Regions from separate parts of the Homo sapiens genome. Here regions 2 and 3 are each linked to region 1. Evidence: chromatin contacts called from ENCODE Hi-C or POLR2A ChIA-PET data. All regions are on one chromosome and are shown on one strand. The core of a region is the stretch at or near the end of the contact, and the rest is flanking DNA. Distances in the headings are between cores, read along the strand shown. Region 1 holds the start of LINC02455 (long intergenic non-protein coding RNA 2455). Region 2 overlaps WNK1 (WNK lysine deficient protein kinase 1). Region 3 overlaps NINJ2 (ninjurin 2).

Region 1 (4,738 bases), core at 689-3,188:
CTGAGCCCAGCCATAATTTTATATTCTTTTTCTTAAAGAGGCCCCTCGAGTTATGTAGGTTTCAGGACCCCACAAAACATGGTTCTGTCGCTGTGTGGAGGGACTGACCTTTGATAGGAAGAGAGATGCCCCAGTGTTTCTTAAACTTGAGTGATGACAGTAAAGCAACCCCAAAAAGTCTAACCAATAGAGAAATAGAGGAACCCCAGGCATTGGTGTCCCTGTGTTTGAGAACCACTTGTCTGCTTGAGACATTTACACACCTGATTGGGAACCACGAGACCTGAGGTCTATGCCTGGCTTTACCTGTACCATGTAAAGGGCTGGCTTCCTGGGCAAGCGACATATGCAGGGCCAGAGTTCCCATCTCCGCTGTCACTGTCTTCAAATTCCTCGTAGTAATTGAACAAGGGGTCCCACATTTTCCTTTTGTGAATGGAAATTCTGTAAATGGGCCCTGTAAATTCTGTAACTGTTCCTGGTCAAACATTATGATTTAGTCGTCTTATTTTGTGACCTTGGGCAAGATACTTGACTTAAAAAAAAAAAAATTGAGCTGGCCGGGTGCGGTGGCTCACGCCTGTAATCCCACCACTTTGGGAAGCCAGGGCGGGTGGATCTTCTGAGGTCAGGAGTTCGAGACCAGCCTGGCCAACATGGTGAAACCCTGTCTCTACTAAAGATACAAAAACTTAGCCAGGTGCAGTGGCACGCTCCTGTAATCCCAGCTACTTGGGAGGCTAAGGCAGGAGAATTGCTTGAATCCAGGAGGTGAAGGTTGCAGTGAGCCGAGATCACACCATTGCACTTCAGTCTGGGCAACAGGGTGAGACTCCGTCTCAAATAAAAAAAATTAGCCGGGCTTGGTAGTACACGCCTATAATCCCAGCTACTCAGGAGGCTGAGGCAGGAGAATCACTTGAACCTGGGAGGCGGAGGTTGCAGTGAGCCACTTCATTCCAGCCTGGGCGACAGAGTGAGACTCCGTCTCAAAAAAAAAAAATTGGTCTATGTCTGGGTGTGGTGGCTCACCCCTCTAATCCCAGCACTTTGCGGGGCCAAGTCAGGAGGATCACTTGAGCCCAGGAGTTTGAGACCAGTCTGAGCAACACAGTAAGACCCCCTCTCTACAAATAATTTAAAAGTTAGCCAGGCACGGTGGCACATGCTTGTGGTGCCAGCTACTTAGGAGACTGAGGTTGGGGGATGGCTTGAGCCTGGGAGGTTGAGGCTGCAGTGAGCTGTGATTACACCACCTCACTCTAGCCTGGGCAACAGAGCAAGACCCTATCTCAAAAAAAAAATTGATGCCAGGCACAGTGGCTCATGCCTGTAATCCCAGCACTTTGGGAGGCTGAGGCGGGAGGATCACAAGGTCAGGAGATCAAGGCCAGCCTGGCCAACATGGTGAAACCCCATCTCTACTAAAAATACAAAAATTAGCAGGGCGTGGTGGCACACGCCTGTAGTCCCAGCTACTCAGGAGGCTGAGGCAGGAGAATCACTTGAATGCAGGAGGCAGAGGTTGCAGTGAGCCGAGATGGCGCCACTGCAGTCCAACCTGGCGACAGAGAGAGACTCCATCTCAAAAAAAAAAAAAAAATTGCAATATCATTAACATACCATAAATACTTGAGTTATTTGTGCCTCAGTTTCCTCATCTTCAAGAAACCATAATAAATCTCCCCTCCCAGGTGGGTCGTGTGACAATGAATGCAAGTTGTCAGTGAAAGGCAATGGAAGTTCTGTGAGCTCCTGCTGTGAGCTGTTTTTTCCATGAGGCGAGTGCTCACTCACGTTGCATACCCCTGCTTATCATGCCTGGGCTTCTTGCAGCTGCTGATGAAGCTTTCTATTCTTAACCCACTCTGACATGCTTGTTTTCTTCCTTTTAACACCCAACAACTTTTGCCAAATGAGACTTAAGTACATTAATCACATCATACTCTTTCCCAAGCTGTCTCTGCTCACTAGAGTTTGAGTCTGTCGGTGATTCTCCTATATAGAAGGCATAGCTGATACAAATTCAAGACAGGAAAAGGCAAGGTAAGTGCTTTGGGTTCCCTTCTTTTAATGAGAATGCTAAGACCAGACCTCAGCAGAGTTGGCAAGAAGAGGAAAAAAAGAGAGGGAGAATTGCTTCTAACATTTGCAAGACCCAAGGCACAGACGAAGAAAGAAACTCTAGACTTGATATTTAAAATGTATACATTAAGCAAGCACATTGTTAACATTTTATATTCTTCTACCTTGACAAATATGTTGTCATAATGTTGACCAGGTTTAAATTTAGAAGTTTGGATCACCTTGCGGATCATGAGGTCAGGAGATCCAGACCATCCTGGATAACATGGTGGAACCCGTCTCTACTAAAAATACAAAAAATTAGCTGGGCGTGGTGGCGGGCGCCTGTAGTCCCAGCTACTCGGGAGGCTGAGGCAGGAGAATGGCATGAACCTGGGAGGCGGAGCTTGCAGTGAGCAGAGATTGCGCCACTGCACTCCAGCCTGGGCAACAGAACGAGATTCCATCTCCAAAAAAAAAAAAGTTTGGATCTCCTTAGAGTTCTTGCAGGAACACAGTTGTGTGAGGTGAGCCAGACTCCGGTCCTCTCCACTTCTTTTCCCATCCTTGGCTCAAAAAATTTTAGGCGATGATAGAGAAGTAGCCACAGAGGGCCAGAAGACATAGAGGATAAAGAACTTTCACACTTTTCCAGGCTCAATGGCTAAATGCCTGTAATCATAGCACTTTGGGAAGCTGAGGTGGAAGGATCACTTGAGTCCAGGAGTTCAAGACCAGCTTGGGCAACATAGTGAGACCACCCGCCTCAGTCTCTACAAAAAATAGTAAACAAAAAAATATCCAGGAAGGCTAGCATGTGCCTGTAGTCCTAGCTACCCAGGAGGCTGAGGTAGGAGGATCATTGTGTGAGCCCAGGAGGTTGAGGCTGCAGTGAACGGTGATTGCACCACCATACTCCCGCCTGGATGACAGACAGAGAACCTGTATTTAAAAAAAAAAAAAAAAAAAAAGGAAAAAAGGCCGGGCGCGTTGGCTCATGCCTGTAATCCCAGAACTTTGGGAGGCCGAGGCAGGTGGATCACCTGAGGTCAGGAGTTCGAGACCAGCCTGGCCAACATGGTAAAACCCCGTCTCTACTAAAAATACAAAACTTAGCTGGGCATGGTGGCGCATGCCTGTAATTCCAGCTACTGGGGGGGCTGAGGCAGGAGGATCACTTGAACCCGGGAGGTGGAGGTTGCAGTGAGCCGAGATCGTGCCACTGCACTCCAGCCTGGGCAACAGAGCAAGACTCCATCTCAAAAAAAAAAAAAAAAAAAGAGGCCAGGTGCAGTCGTTCATGCCTGTAATCCCAGCACTTTGGGAGGTCAAGGTGAGAGGTTCACTTGAGCCCAGGAGTTTGAGACCAGCTTGGGCATCATAGTGAGATCCCATTTCTATTAAATATTAGAAGAAAAGAACTTCCAAGTCTCATCCTTGAATTGAGCTGAGCTTGTGAAGGCATCCTAGTTTTTATTACTGGTTTTATTATGGTTCGGATGTTTGCCCTCTCCAAATCTTATATTGAAATGTGATTCCCAATGATGGGCGTGGGGCCTGGTGGGAGGTGATTGGATCATGGAAGTGGATCCTTCATTAATGACTTAGAACCATCCCCTTGGTGGTGAGTTCTCACCCCGTTACTTCACGAGAGATCTGGTTATTTAAAAGTCTAGGACTTCCCTGCTTTCTCTCTTGCTCTCACTCTGGCCATGTGACATGATGCCGGCACTATGCTTTGTGTACAACCTGCAGAACCGTGAGCCAGTTAAACCTCTTTTCTTTATAAAGTACCCAGTCTTGGGTATTTCTTTTTATTATTTTTTATTTATTTTATTTATAATTTTGAGACAGGGTCTCACTCTTGCTCAGGCGGGAGTGCAGAGGTGCCATAACAGCTCACTATAGCCTTGACCTCCCAGTTTCAAGTGATTCTCTCACCTCAGCCTCCCAACGTGCTGGGATTACAGGCGTGAACCACCGTGCCCAGCCTCAAGTATTTTTCTTTTTTTTTTTAGATAGAGTCTTGCTCTGTTGCCCAGGCTGGAGTGCAGTGGCGCGATCTTGGCTCACTGCAACCTCCACCTCCCGGGTTCAAGCAATTCTCCTGCCTCAGCCTCCCGAGTAGCTGGGATTACAGGCATGCGCCACCACACCTGGCTAATTTTTCTATTTTTAGTAGAGATGGGGTTTCACCATGTTGGCCAGGCTGGTCTCAAACTCCTGACCTTGTGATCCACCCACCTCAACCTCCCAGTGTTCTGGGATTACAGGTGTGAGCCACTACACCCAGCCTTAAAGTATTTCTTTATAGCAACACAAGAACAGACTAACACAATCATCATTGTAGGGATCCATTTCTTAGTATTGAAAAGACTAAGTGCTATGTAAGTACCATGAGCCCAGCAGGAATGCTGGGGTCAGCTGAAGAAAGAGCTCACGTGTGTGCCCTACACAATGCCCTGCGCACCACCTGGCTCAGCCTCCTGCACCCTGAGGTCCTCTTCCAGGAATGCCTGCCCAGCAGCACTAGACCCCTTGCAGGACAGAAGAGCAGGACCAAAGCAAAGATATGAGAAGGAAAGGAATAGCAGGCAGTGTCAAAGAACAGGTCCCGAAACACGATTATTTTCCAAGCATTCTACAGGTAATTTTCACCAATGTTGCCAATAAG
Region 2 (4,253 bases), core at 248-2,747, 79 kb before region 1:
CACATAACAATAAGGAGATTAAAATTTATACTGTGGAGAATAGGGCACCACCGAAAATTTTAAAAGATGTGATCAGATTTGCATCTTCATAAGATTGATCATGCTTGCATTGGTGTGGAACAGAGAGAAGTGTAATTAGACTTAGGAAGATCATTTTTGGTTGATATATTGGTACAGATGAGGGAGAATCAAGATGACAAGGTGGCTGATTAGAAATGGAAAATGAAGATATAAAGGAGGAAGAGAAGTCTAGGATGATTCTCAGAACTTTCTGGTTTTGTTTTTTAGGGGCAGGAAAAATGGTTAGGTAGGGAGACTTCTTGAAATAGATCTGTCTATAGCCACAAAGAAATTTAAGTTATCCCAAATTGATCATTCAACTTCAATTTGAGATTTCAGCTGGGCGCAGTGGCTCATGCCTGTAATCCCAGCACTTTGGGAGGCCAAGGTGGGTGGATCACCTGAGGTTTCAAATTTCATTAAGAATTCTGATTATATTCTTTCTGAATTTCTCATATATTCATTTCCCTTTCCCTTTCCAATTATCAAGCTCCTTATTGCGTAATACAGGAAAGTATGTGTTTCCTACTCCTCTGCCTTATAATTTCTCTGGTTCCTATACTTCAGAAAAATACATGACAAGTAGCACAACAGATGGAATAAAGGAATTAAGAATATACTGTTACAAGGTCCTTATACTAATCTTGAAGGGTAGAATATTATTTGAAGGCAGATTAATTTAAAATGTATATTATAAGCACAAGAGCAACCACTAAAAAAAATTAAAAATAAGATACATGGTCAGGAGTGGTGGCTCACGTCTGTAATCCCAACACTTTGGGAGGCCAGGAAGGGCAGATCACCTGAGCTCAGGAATTCAAGACCAGCCTGGACAACATGGTGAAACCCTGTCTCTACAAACGCATACAAAAATTAGCTGGGCATGGTGGAGGGCTACTCAAGAGGCTGCGGTGGGAAGGTCACTTGAACCCGGGAGGCAGAGGTTGCAGTCAGCTGAGATTTGCACCAGTGCACTCTGGCCTGGGTGACAGAGTGTGACTCTGTCTCAAAAAGAAGAAGGAGAAAAGAAGATACTTGTTAAGCCAATGGATAAAAAGAGAAATGTTAAATGACCCCCAAAGCATAAAAATTTTTTTCTTTAAAGGAACAAAGAGAAAACAGTAAGCAACAGTATCAATATTATAATGGGCAAACTTCAAGAAACTGTATAGCAAGAGAGTAGATGATCTAGATAAAATGGAAAGAAATTCCTAGAAAGACACGAACTATAGAAACTGTATTAGTCAGTTTTCATGCTGCTGATAAAGACATATCCAAGACTGGGTTTAACTGTACTCACAGTTCTATGTGGCTGGGGAGGCCTCAGAATCGTGGCAGAAGGCAAGGAGGAGCAAGTCATGTCTTACATCAATGGTGGCAGACAGAGAATGAGAACCAACCAAGCAAAACAGTTTCCCCTTATCAAACCATCAGATCTCTGAGACTTATTCACTATCATGAGAACAGTATGGAGGAAACGGCCCCCATGATTCAATTACCTCCAGCTGGCCCCGCCACTGACACATGAAGATTATTACATTTCAAAGTGAGACTTGGGTGGGGGGATACAGAGCCAAACCATATCAGAAACTGACTCAAGAAAAAAAAAAAAAAAACAACGGAAAATCTGAATAGACCTATAACAAGAAAGGAGACTGAATTAGTAATTTAACAAACTTTCCACAATGAAAAGCCCAGGCCCAGATCACTTCACTGATGAGTTCTATAAAACACTTAAATAATTGACATCAATTATTCACAAATTCTTCCAAAAAATATAAGAGGAATTCTATGAGGCCAGTATTAACCTAACACCAATGCCAGATAGAAACATCACAAGGAAACTAAAGGACAGTATCTTGGCCAGGCATGGTAGCTCATGACTGTAATCCTAGCTCTTCAGGAGGCCAAGGCAGGAGGATCACTTGAGGTTAGAACAAGACCAGCTTGGGCAACACAGCAAGACCACATCTCTACACAATTTTTTAAAAAAATTAGCCAGGCACGATGATACGCACCCATAGTCTTAGCTACTTGGGAGACAGAGGTGGGAGAACTGCTTGAGCTCAGGAGTTTGAGGTTACAGTGAGCCATGATTGTGCCTCTGCACTCCAGCCAAGATGACAGAGCAAGACTGTCTCTAATAAATGAATACATAAATATTTTAAAAGAAGAATATTCCTTATTAATACAAACACAAAAATCCTCACCAAAATACAAACAAACCAAATCCAGCAACTAAAAAGGATTATTTCCCATGGCCACATGGGATTTATCCCAGGAATCCAAGGTTTAGCATCCAAAAATTAGTGTAGTACACCCCATACAGTACAAAGCCCATACGATTATCTCCATAGACACAGAAAAAGCACCGAAGTCCAACACCCTTTCATTTAAAAAAAAAAAAAAATTCAACCAACTAGGAAAAAGGAACATCTTCAGTTGGATAAAGGGCATCTAGGAAAACCCCACAGCTAACATTATGCTTAACCTTATTAGCGCAGATGAAGATGTAAAGAAATTGGAACCCTCATTCGCTGCTGTAGAGAATGTAAAATGGTAGTCACCTTGAAAAACAGGTTTGCAGTTCCTTAAAAGGTTCAACAGAATTACCATATAACCCAGCAATTTCACTCTTTACTATCTGCTCAAGAGAAATTCAAGTATATGTTAATATAAAACCTTATAAATGAACGTTTATAGCAGCATTATTCATAATAACCCAAAACGGGAAACAACACAAATGTCAATCAACTGATGAATAAACACAATGGTATCTCCATACAATCAAATATTAATTACTCAACCATAAAAATGAAGTGCTGATCCATGCTATAACATGGATGAACATTAAAAACATTACACTGAGTGAAAAAAGCCAGTCACAAGAGATCACATATTATATGGTTCCACTTATATAAAATGTCCAGAATAGGCAAATCTAGAGACATAGTAGGTTAGTGGTTATCCACACAACTGGAAGAGTTGAGGGGAAATGGAGTTTTCTTTTTTTTTGGAGGAAGTGATTAAAATGTTCTAAAACTTAGTACTGTGATGGTTGCACAATTCTGAATATACTTTAAAAACCACTGAATTGTATATTTTAACCAAGTGAATTGTATAGTATGTGAATTATCTCAATAAAGCTGTTTATAAAAATGCAAATGGTAAGTTAACAATAAAATAATGCAAACTATCATCATATAGATTTAAGAACTGCCATATTTAGTCAACCTATAGTGCTTCTAATCCAGTGTTCTGTCTCAGGGCCAGACAAGAATATACATATAGTGAGAAGAAATGGCCCACTTCATTTAGGAAGAATAGGGAAGACAGTTCTAAAACCATACCGTCACCCAATATGAATCTCTATTATCCTGATCCTTTTGAAAACTGTTATCAACCTGTCTTTTCATTTGGAATAATTATTTCCAATGTTTTACTACCAATTGAAAAAAGAAATACTATCATTATTTTTGACCGAAATTTACTATTTAGCTCTTGTGGGCAGTCTCCTTGTTTTAATTTACATTAATTAGGAGAACCAACACGTTTTCTCCTTTTTAACTTTATAGGCTTTTCTAGTCACCCAACTTCAGTAAACTCTACTTTATAAAGTTCTTCCATAAAACAGCTAAGAATTTGGTATCTCAATGATTCTAAAAACTACAGAGAAAACATCTGACTCATTCATTCATCATAAAAAGCCTATTATTTGGTAACAGTCATTTTTACTAGGCCACATGAAGATGTTATTCTCTAAAATTAAATGGCTGGCTGATTGTGCTCTATTGCTATAAGTTTATTTCTTAGGTACAGGAGGATCATATAGAAGCATGTTAGCCTTGTTTATTAATAATAGCAGCTACCGTGACTTAGTTACCAGGCTAAGGTGTCCACATGTAGTCTCATTTAAACCTTGTAATAACACTAAAACATTACCCTCATTTTACACATGAAGAAAACAGAGGCTTAAAGGTATTTATATCCAAGTTGTGTCTCTTGTCCTGAGTTCACTAGACCTGATTAAGAACTCTATGAATTAAAGAAAAAAAAAGTCATAGAATAATATGTTTATATATATTTTTTTTAATGTGAGTACATATTTGTGTAAAAGCATGAAGAATTGGAAATACATACAAATATATGGTTGCCTCTGGGCAAAGGAGTAAAGGAGGTTAGGGTCAAGAAAG
Region 3 (4,860 bases), core at 126-2,625, 120 kb after region 1:
ATATTTATAACATCTGTATCCACTCTACTTTTGTCTGTTCATTTTTTTTCCCTGTTTTTTTCTTGATTGCATTTTTAGGGAAAGGATTTATTTTACTTTTCTTTAAAAAAATCCATTCCATAGTTTCATTTACTCAATCTACTGATAGCCTTGTAACTCACAAATTTCTGTAATTATCTTAATTTTGTTCTTCCTTGCTGTTTTCCTAAGGTGTGTTTTATTGTCTTTTCATAACTTTTCTGAGATGAATTTCAGTTGGCTTATTTTCACTAATTTTTATAATGACAGTATTTATCCCTGAACAGAGCTTGGACTTGGACTACATTCCTTAGTATGTTCTGCTTCTTACAACTAACCAAATAATTTGTAATTGATTTTTTTTTAAATTTTGAGATGGAGTTTTTCTTTTGGTGCCCAGGCTGGAGGGCAATGGCACAATCTTGGCTCACTGCAACCTCCACCTCCTGGGTTCAAGCGATTCTCCTGCCTCAGCCTCCCAAGTAGCTGGGATTACAGGCATGCGCCACCTCGCCCGGCTAATTTTGTATTTTCAGTAAAGACGGGGTTTCACCACGTTGGCCAGGCTGGTCTTGAACTCCTAACCTCAAGTGATCCGCCAGCCTCGACTTCCCAAAGTGCTGGGATTACAGGAGTGAGCCACCGCTCCTGGCCAGAGAAGCTAGTTATTCTGTTTCTTCGTAATCTGTGTCTAATATCTTTCTCCATTTGTTCAACACCTGTTTGTTGGATATTCACAAGAATGTACCGTGACGGGTCCACTCTGAATCCCTCCGGCAATGACGATGACTCCCTCATGTTATCTAGGAGACACCTAACTGTTTTATGTGTGCCCTACTGTTGTCGCAGCAGCCCAGTGAGGTAGGGACTATCTTTTATCCCATTTTGCACTTGGGGACACTATGGCTCAGACAACTTAGCTTGTTCAAGGTCACCTAGCAGCAGGCAGTAAAGCCAGACTTGACCCCATTCTGGCTTCAAAGTTCCTATTTTTCATCTGTCACAGATTAATGGTAAGTTCACCGAGAATGCAAACAAGATATGCGTTTGGCTACAGCCTGGCGGCTGGGGCTCCAGGCCTTCAGGCTAAAGGAGCAGTTGGAAGGATGAGCAGAGCAGGAGGGGCAAAGGGAGTGACCCGGGAAAAACGCCTGGGGGCCTCTGTTTGCTCAAAATTGACTAGTTAAGTCACACACCATACCTGCCGCCGGCCACGTCACTCTTTCAGAAGGCTTTCCTGTTCTAATGAGGCCCAGAACCTGAGAAATATCTCTAAAGAAACACCCTTGGCCCTTGCAGCCAGCTCCCACAAAGTCTGGCAGCACCCCCAGCCCAGCTGCACGATAAGATAAGACGTGCCCAAGGGACCTGGGGCGAGAAGCCAGACTGGTGACACTGCACTGCTCCCTCCGTGACATCTGTTCACAGCAGACACTGTCCCTCCAGGGACTCGGAGCTCAGCCAAAAGGCCCCTGCTTTTAAGACCAGCTCTATGGAACTCCGCTAGCACTGCCCATCCAGAGAGCTTCTGCAATCAGAGTTGCCCCCAACCCTCTGACCAACCTAGTAGGTGAATCAGCACTCAGTCCTGGGCAGCAGGTCTTAGTAGTCATGACTAGCAGAAAGGACCTTGCATCAGGAGAGCGCACAGCCCCAGGTTGTTGACGTGTGTGCAGCTGGGCATGAGTGACAGGGCTATTTCTGCCCACCAAAGTGCTCTCAGCAAGCAGGAGGTGAAGGGAGATGCTGCCGGGAATTGTAAGATCTAGGCATGGCACCCGCTGCTTGAACCCTGCTAAGGACTGGGGCCCCAACACCCTGCAGTACCTAAACTGCCCTGATGGTTGGTTCACACAGACCACATGATGGTGAGAGGCCCTCACAGCACTGAATCCAGAAACAGGAGCCAGAGAACCTAGGGACTGTCATACCATTTTGAAAAGAGGCACCACTCTCGCTGAACTTCTTTTCTCTGCCACCTCCCTATAACCTTGATAGTGAGTGCTAGTGTCCTGGATTCTGATCAGCTGTAAGCATCAGCCTCCCTATAACCTTGATAGTAAGTGCTAGTGTCCTGGGTTCTGATCAGCTGTAAGCATCAGCCTCCCAGTAACCTTGATAGTAAGTGCTAGTGTCCTGGGTTCTGATCAGCTGTAAGCATCAGCCTCCCTATAACCTTGATAGTAAGTGCTAGTGTCCTGGGTTCTGATCAGCTGTAAGCATCAGCCTCCCAGTAACCTTGATAGTAAGTGCTAGTGTCCTGGGTTCTGATCAGCTGTAAGCATCAGCCTCCCTATAACCTTGATAGTAAGTGCTAGTGTCCTGGGTTCTGATCAGCTGTAAGCATCAGCCTCCCTATAACCTTGATAGTAAGTGCTAGTGTCCTGGGTTCTGATCAGCTGTAAGCATCAGCCACAAAGGACTATGCCCTTGACAGGCTTCCAGGCGCCCTGGGCAGTGGCTGGGCGGACTGCTGTAATCCCACCAGGCAGCTGCATCTGTGCAGGTTCCCGCAGGTGCCCCTTTCACACAAGAGCCACGTTCCTGGAAAGTTGTTCATCAACTGAGTCCTATTGGGGCTGCAACGCTGAGGGTGCGTTTTTAGACTATGAAGGCACAAAGTTGCCACCCAGCCAGAGGCACAGGGTGTCGTCTTCCACCCCTCCCTTTCCCCACCCTCAGCATCCAATCGCTCACCCAGTCCTGCCAGTTCTGTTTCCTCACCCTCTCTTGGGGCAGTCCCATTTTTATACCCACTGCCAATGCTGTGCTGCAGACCTCCAGCAGGGCTCCCGCGCGTGGCTCTCCGCTCCAGCCCATCCTTCGAGCCGCTTCCATCATGGTCCTGCTAAAATGCTGCTACAGCACATTGGGAGGCTGAGGCAGGAGGACCACTTGTTTGGGACCAGGATTCCAGACCAGCCTGTGCAATATAGCAAGACACCGTCTCTACAGAAAATAACGAAAATAAAAAATAAGACGCTGCTCTAAGGATGCCACTGGCTGCGGATAACCTTCCTACTGCTCCCTGCTGCCCTCAGGACAAAGCCTAAGTGCCTCATCAGCCCCTCCCTGATCCGCTGCCCCACACCGCTCCACCTCTGCCTTCCACCTGTACCCTAGGACCCCTTGGGTCCTGACAGGGAGACCCCGCCCTCTCTGAGACGGCTGCCACAGCAGCCCATCTGCCTCACCCCACGGAGGAAAACTGAGTCCAGGAGACAATCCCCCCCTAAATTTACCAACTGTTTCCCCCCTTCCAGAAGTTTCTTGAGAGCAGGAGCCATATGGATTCGTCTCTGCATGCCCAGCCTGAGACATCAGTGCCTAGGACTCAGGAGGCATACCCAGCACATGCTTGTAGAAGAAAGAAAGAAACAGGGAAGGTGTTTTTTGCTATTTATCGCATATTTAATTTCATCTTTATTATATTTTTCCTGATTGTAACAGGATGATGTCTTAGGTGTGAAAAATTAGAAGTGGAAGTGTTAGAGCTCTTCTAGAATTTGTCTAGCAGGTTCTCTGGTTTTTACTGAAACCAAACTCCCATGAGAAAACAACCTACAATTGGGAAAATACATAACTTAGAAAGAAAGGGAAAGTCTTTAGTGTGATAGAAATTCCTCCCATATCTGTTTCCTGTGCTTATTCTAATGCATTGAAATATAAAGTAGATCCTCTGAATACTTTGTTTCATTTTTACCAATATAGAATCATATCATGTTCTTACTGACTTGCTCCCCACTAAATACATTTTAGATATCTTCTGTATCTAATCATAGGGATCTACCTCATTCTTTTTGTTTTGTTTCATTTTGTCCATTGTTTTTTACTGATTGAACAAGAACACCTCTCTCTTTTCAAAGACACATGTAGTATTTAATTGTGTGGTTGTAGGCCAGCTTATTTAGCCCACACACCCTTGATTACAATTTGGCTCATTCCCAGTTTTTGACATTATCAATAATGATGCATGGAATAGCTTGTCTTTTTGAGCTTTGGGGAGCATTTTCTGTGGGAGACTTATTCTGTGGGAGACTCCTAGAAGTGGACTTACTAGGTAAGACTATTTTAAATTTTAATAGATAATTGTCAGATTGTCCTCCAAAAAAAAATGATTGTAACAATTCTGGTACGTTTGGTAGTAATTTACATTTCTACCAAGGACGTGAAAGTGCTTGCTTAGCCATGTCTTCACCAACACTGAGTATTATCAGTCTCTTAAGTCTTCGCCAATCATGTAGGCTATCATATCTATTACACAGATTTGTGATGTTTCTTCAGGGGCTTGCTTGTTTGTACTCAGTTTTTCTGTTGGCTCATTTTTAAGGCCTCCACAGACTTCAGGATAATCAGTCCTTTGTGCTCTGTGCAGCAGTGTTCCCCCCGTTTCTCTTTGTCTCCTGATTTTGTGTGGTGTGTGGTGGTCGAGGAAATGGCTGGAGCACACACTCTGAAGGCAGGCTACTGGGTTTTGTCTGTAACTTACTGGCTGAATGACCATAGTTTAGTTACTTAACCTCAGAGTCCCTTAGATAAGGACAGTACTTATCCCAGGGATTGTTATGAGAATGACACGACTTCAGATATATAAAGTGTTCTGTGCAGGGTTTGACATGAAATGAGCGCTATAAGTGTATATGCTATTATTATTTTGCATTCAAATAATTTTAATTTTATGCAGTCAAATGTATTAATCCTTTATGGCTTCCGGATTTGATGTCATAGTTATAAAGGTTTTCCTCATTCTAAGATTAGAAAGAGATTCACAAAGGGGACTATTTGAAGGAGTCTGCGGGGAGTCCATTTGCAAGATGTCTCCTCCTCCCTTCCCTCCCTTCT

Evidence for each region. Hi-C counts contacts between places; a loop is a spot of excess contacts on that map. ChIA-PET counts read pairs that join two places held with the same protein, here RNA polymerase II (POLR2A). Pooled maps may share reads with other maps.
Region 2: a loop to region 1 is called in a pooled map, with 6 times the contacts of the local background. The contact joins the enhancer-like site here to the promoter of LINC02455 in region 1. A Hi-C loop is called at or near these places in 1 of 168 maps with a recorded cell type or tissue (transverse colon) and 6 of 50 pooled maps. POLR2A ChIA-PET finds 5 or more read pairs at or near these places in 4 of 52 experiments (Caco-2, GM10248, activated CD4-positive, alpha-beta T cell and 1 more).
Region 3: a map of heart right ventricle shows a loop between it and region 1 (3-fold over the local background). The contact joins the enhancer-like site here to the promoter of LINC02455 in region 1. A Hi-C loop is called at or near these places in 7 of 168 maps with a recorded cell type or tissue (Right ventricle myocardium inferior, Right ventricle myocardium superior, cardiac septum and 4 more) and 10 of 50 pooled maps. POLR2A ChIA-PET finds 5 or more read pairs at or near these places in 4 of 52 experiments (GM12878, HepG2, activated T-cell and 1 more).

The regions. Positions count from the first base shown.
Region 1 is chr12:713,812-718,549 of GRCh38, reverse strand. LINC02455 (long intergenic non-protein coding RNA 2455) reads left to right here and starts at 1,938. Exons shown (of 4, transcript NR_187480.1): 1 at 1,938-2,046. The region is part of intron 2 of LOC101929432 (a long non-coding RNA gene); the gene reads right to left. RefSeq lists a silencer at 1,675-1,844 and a cis regulatory region at 1,636-2,055.
Region 2 is chr12:792,720-796,972 of GRCh38, reverse strand. The region is part of intron 1 of WNK1 (WNK lysine deficient protein kinase 1); the gene reads right to left. Among named protein-coding and RNA genes, the nearest start is that of WNK1, 42 kb to the right of the region's middle. Within about 2 kb of position 1,497, at least 3 of the 41 ENCODE cell types and tissues checked have a DNase peak (open chromatin) inside an H3K27ac peak, as active enhancers do.
Region 3 is chr12:588,231-593,090 of GRCh38, reverse strand. The region is part of intron 1 of NINJ2 (ninjurin 2); the gene reads left to right. It also overlaps the pseudogene RNU7-103P. Among named protein-coding and RNA genes, the nearest start is that of NINJ2-AS1, 40 kb to the left of the region's middle. Within about 2 kb of position 1,375, at least 8 of the 41 ENCODE cell types and tissues checked have a DNase peak (open chromatin) inside an H3K27ac peak, as active enhancers do; they include heart left ventricle and heart right ventricle, where a contact is called at or near this core.